2 separate regions of the Homo sapiens genome follow, and region 1 is linked to region 2. Evidence: chromatin loops called from intact Hi-C (ENCODE). Cell type or tissue: psoas muscle. All regions are shown on one strand.

The links. Hi-C counts contacts between places; a loop is a spot of excess contacts. Peaks named below come from ENCODE experiments on the same cell type or tissue, not always from the same donor. Only the 100,000 strongest peaks of a DNase experiment are listed, where the experiment ranks them.
Region 1: it touches region 2 in a loop (4-fold over the local background); 5 of 110 quality-filtered maps call a loop at or near these places.

Annotation. Positions count from the first base shown.
Region 1 is chr9:35,851,245-35,853,744 of GRCh38, forward strand. It overlaps TMEM8B (transmembrane protein 8B), which reads left to right. Exons shown (of 13, transcript NM_001042590.4): 11 at 1,583-1,729; 12 at 1,897-2,013; 13 at 2,261-2,500. Among named protein-coding and RNA genes, the nearest start is that of OR13J1, 18 kb to the right of the region's middle. In psoas muscle, no CTCF peak of the experiment used is centred here; no DNase peak of the experiment used is centred here.
Region 2 is chr9:35,902,014-35,904,513 of GRCh38, forward strand. LOC124902149 (a long non-coding RNA gene) reads right to left here. Exons shown (of 3, transcript XR_007061471.1): 1 at 2,355-2,500; 2 at 1,425-1,476. Among named protein-coding and RNA genes, the nearest start is that of HRCT1, 2.9 kb to the right of the region's middle. In psoas muscle, a CTCF peak has its summit at 1,171 (motif pointing right); no DNase peak of the experiment used is centred here; H3K27ac peaks cover 59 bases.

The DNA of each region.
Region 1 (2,500 bases), 51 kb before region 2:
CCCGCCAATTCCCTGTTCCCCACCAAGTAGCTGGGACTATAGGCACACGCTACCGTGCCCAGCTAATTTTTGTGTGTTTTGTAGAGATGGGGGTTTCACCATGTCGCCCAGGCTGGTCTTTAACTCCTGGGCTCAAGTGATCTGCCCACCTCATCCTCCCAAAGTGCTGGGATTAACAGGCGTGAGCCACTGCACCCAACCTAAAAAAATTCATTCTAATGTTGATATGGACCTACATGAAAAGTCTGAAAATTTCCCATTGAGAACTCACTTTTTCAATTTAACAGTATATTAAGAGGGAACCATGTCCCCAAAATAACAAGCCCTTTCGAAAGCCTGGAACACCCACTTAAAACATGTTCATCCTTAGGCAGTCTCTTTTTGCAGGAGCAAAATTCTTTACCTCCAAAGTGAAGGAAAAGAAAGAAGATAGATACGCAAGCTTGAGTCTTGCAGCTTAAAATTTAAAGGAATCAAACCCAAAGTTTCCTGATGCCAATTTATATCCCAGGTTTTCGTCTTCATTTTGTTTTCTTTTTCTAAGATCCTAGCTTCTTCCTTTCCAAATTTGTCTGTTGAAGTTGTAATTTTTGCAGTTTAAATGATTGGATGACATCTTCAGTAGGGTCAAAGGAAACATTAGCGATTTCTTTTTCATCTTTTGTCTCTAGAGACTGACTTTGGAATATGTTTTCCAGATTTTTTGGTGGCATCTCTGCCACTAAAGAGTTATGCCTAGAAAACTTTTTTCACAAATAAGGGAACACAGGATGCTGGAAGCCATGGCATTGTCCAGAGAGACAATCTGGACATGGGTTGGAACTACAGACAAGGGAGCTAATGGCAGACTTTGCTTGGTTCCTTAATTAGGATGTCCAGTTGAGTCTGATCCGATTCCACTTCTGCTCCCTGCATCCCCTTTGAACCTCCTCAATAGTCCACTCTTCACTATGTTCTCCAGAGTGTAGGATGGGTGGACACTGTCCCCTCTCCATGTTCTTCCCCATGGTGTGAAGTGCCATGCCTCTCTCCATGGCCTTAGGGACTGCCTTTTTTCTTACCTGCCACACACTCCCCGCATTTGTTGGGAAGGGATGAAGAGGGTCAGTTGGTGGAAGCCCTGAGAGTGAAGCCCAGTTCAGAGTCTGAGCTAGCAGGGGAAACTGGGACATAGTGGGGAGATTTGGTTTCTGGGTAGCTTAGAGCTTGGGCCAGGGATGGGGATTATAGGTGGGATCCATGGTGAGCATGAGGAGACAGGGACAGGATTGGCCTCAGCTTGAGGGTATCAGAACCCCCTGGCAGGGCACTCTCCACAGCACCTTCCAGAAGCAGGAAGATTAGGAAGCTCAGGGTCAGGGTCAGGGCTGCCAGATACATATTAGTTATGTAGCAGACTGGACCTCCTTACCACATTCTTCTCAGGATTTGGGGAGTCAGGCATTTCCCAGATCTTCTCATCTGTGACCTTTCACCTCTGCTGCACTGACAGCAGCACACCACCCCTGGGCCCACCCCTCCGGTTTTGTAGATCTGGACCTCTGCCTCAAGTTCTCTCAATGCCTGTCATTTCTTCCTTCAGTTCTATCATGCCTGTGACCAGCCAGGCATCGTGGTTTTCTGCATCATGGACTACGATGTGCTGCAGTTCTGTGATTTCCTGGGCTCCTTAATGTCCGTGTGGGTCACTGTCATTGCCATGGCTCGTTTACAGCCCGTGGTCAAGCAGGTCAGTCCAGAGTGGGCCCTGGGGAACAACCATGGCCAAGTCTCCTTGAAATCCACTCCTGACCTCTCCCTGGGGGCATTTCCAAGTGCCTCTCATGATTCTGACCCAGGCCCTGGAGTGCTGTCTGTCACCTGGCCCTAGCCCAGCCCTTGAGTCTCTTTCTCTAGGTGCTGTATTTGCTGGGAGCTATGCTGCTGTCCATGGCTCTGCAGCTTGACCGACATGGACTCTGGAACCTGCTTGGACCCAGTCTCTTCGCCCTGGGGATCTTGGCCACAGCCTGGGTAAGGGTGGGGAGGGATGTGGGGGGAGGGTCCCAGCAGGACTTGGGTGCTGGGCCCCAGGTATCTGGTCCCCAGTTTAAGGTGGGCTTGGCTCTGTCGTCATCACCTGCTGCTGGCAGTGTCCGCTCCAGTCTTGGCAGGTGTCTTTAGGTCACAACCAGGATACAGAGGAAACCTGAGAGTGACCAGCTCTGGCTTGGGTTCCAGGGCTTGGCATTCCTGAGCCCCACTTCTCTGTCTCCCCCAGACAGTACGCAGCGTCCGCCGCCGGCACTGCTACCCACCCACGTGGCGCCGCTGGCTTTTCTACTTGTGCCCTGGCAGCCTTATTGCAGGCAGTGCCGTCCTGCTTTATGCTTTTGTGGAGACCCGGGACAACTACTTCTACATTCACAGCATTTGGCATATGCTCATTGCGGGCAGTGTGGGCTTCCTGCTGCCCCCTCGTGCCAAGACTGACCACGGGGTCCCATCTGGAGCCCGGGCC
Region 2 (2,500 bases):
TTAATGATTGTTTCTCCACGGGCTCTATTCTCTATTTCTGGAATGCCTATTATATAGGTATATTTGATTTCTGGATCTTTCTTTTCTTTCTCTCTCTTTTAGCCTCTTTATTTATTTATTTATTTCTGAGTTATAGGGAAAGTTCTCAAAGCAATCTTTCCAGATTTGGTTTTTAATTGGAAAATAAATTTCCTGTTTTTGCATATTTTCCATATTCATATATGGGTTGACTTTTGGAATTCTATTTACAGTATAAATTACAGAATTTTACTGTTTTTGTTTCTTAGATTCTAGTAACCCTAATGATAAAGATATAATAACTTACATCTTTTTTCGTATGTCTAGAAATTATCATATATTTGCTCACTTTATGGAGGGACCTAGATCTACATTTGTTTGGAATTGAGATTTGAAATGGGTATTCTAAAAGATATGTAGATCATTTTCAAACGTGTTGGTTCCAGGCAATGGGAAAAGAAGAAACATGGAATATTTATAGTTTAGTTTTCTAGATTGGGAGATCCAATCGACCATGATTAGGGCAGGAAGAGCTTCTGAGAAGAGGAGAGAAGTTTGCTGTTCTGCTGCGCAACTTCTTCTCACTGTTTGTTGAGGCAGTTCAAGGTCGGCTGGAAGAATGTCCCCCCTTCTCTAACTGGCATGAGCACCTGGGTTAGAAACCTGCTGGCCAATGTCCTTGCTTTTCTGTGCAAACCAAAAGAGGAGCTGAGCCTTGGCCACCTTCTCTGCGAGCAGGCACTCGCAATTCCCAAGGTTGCTCAGTTTTTTTCCCGCTTATCCCCATCTCAGCCTTTTTCCTAGTCCTGGCTGTCTATTACGGGGCTTTAGGGAGACTCTCCTGGGGCGTATCCTCCATTATTTCCCAGGAATGTCCTTCTTTAGTCAATATACTCATCAGCCTGGTTCTATTTGCACTGTATCTTGTTGAAATTCCTTGAAGTTTATGGGCCAGTAATGTGATTTTTTTTACTGATTTCTAGAGTGGAATAGGATTTTTATCTCTTTGTCTGTTTCAATAGGAATTTGGAATAGGGAGGATTTAAATGCACGGGTCCAAATTATGATCTGTAAACAACCATCAGATACTGTAACTTTTGACAGGTCAGAATACAAAACTGATTTATTTACAGTGTCACCACTAGGTGGTGCCACCAATTAGTGAAAACAATGTGGTTGCTATGGCTGGACTTCCAAGAACCACCTGCAGCTACTACAAGCACATATTTGTGAGTTGTCTGGAACTTGTATTCACCTGTGCATATTTGCATGAGCGTGTGCACACACAGTTATTGGTGTATAAGTTTTCCCACAGAGCAATGTTGATTTACAAGCATGTGCATGAGTCTGTGTACCCTGGAAAGTATGGGCACGAAGCTAAATAATATGAGTTTCAAAAAGCTTACCCATCAGCTGTGTGGTCTAGAACTCCCATTCCTTGGCTAGGAAGTCCCAACCCTGAGGAAGAAATACAATGACAAGCTTTTCTGAAGCGGGGGATCCGGAAACACAGCCACAGTGTCCTTAAAGTTATCAGTCTTGCAAACCCTCATGTACAGTATACAGTCAAGCCTCCAAGAAGGTCTCTGTCACTTCTTTTTTTTTTTTTTTTTTTTTGAGACTGGGTCTTGCTGTGTTGCCCAGGCTGGAGCACAATGGTGTGATCTCAGTCCACTGCAGTCTCAACTTCCCAGGCTCAAGCAACCCTCCTGCCTCAGCCTCCTGAATAGCTGGGATTATAGACATGTGCCACCATGCTCAGCTAATCTTTTGTATTTTTTATAGAGGCAGGGTTTCGCCATGTTGCCCAGGCTGGTTTTGAACTCCTGGGCTCAAATGATCCACCCCTCTTAGCCTCCCAAAATGCTGTGATTACAGGCTACTGCACCTGGCTGTGTCACTTCTTAACATTTATGCCTAGTGTTCCATTATTGGAACACTAAGCATGTGGGAGTTATTTTTATCATACTGATCAAGGTCATTGCCAAGGTCTGATTGCAAAAATTCAAAAAATTGCAACCTTAGGCATAAATGGGTTAAGTCATGGAGGACTGTATTCTCAATGGCTGTCCCTCACTGCCCCCAGGAGTGCCCAAAGCATCTAAACAAATGTTCACTTTGGGATCCTACTACCCAGATGGAGAGTGAACCTGCACCTAAGGAAACAGATGTCGTGTGTATGTGTATGTGTGAGGGGGCACTCCCAACCCCTGCGCCCTCCAGGTTTATTCACATCTCCACCTCATCTTCCCGCTGTCTCTGTGGAAGGCCCTGCTGATCTCAGGCTGTCACTCTGGACGGCTCCCTCACTGCAGGGATGGTGCTCTGTTGAGTACCTGCTGTATAGATTAGCGCACGAGGCTGGGAGAACTTAGGCAAGTGTTTCCCTTCTCTGGCTTCAGTTTCTCCATCTGTCAGTGAAGGCTGAGTCTGGGTGATTCCAAGGGGCCGTTTGAGCTGACTGAAGTTCTTCAAGTTCATA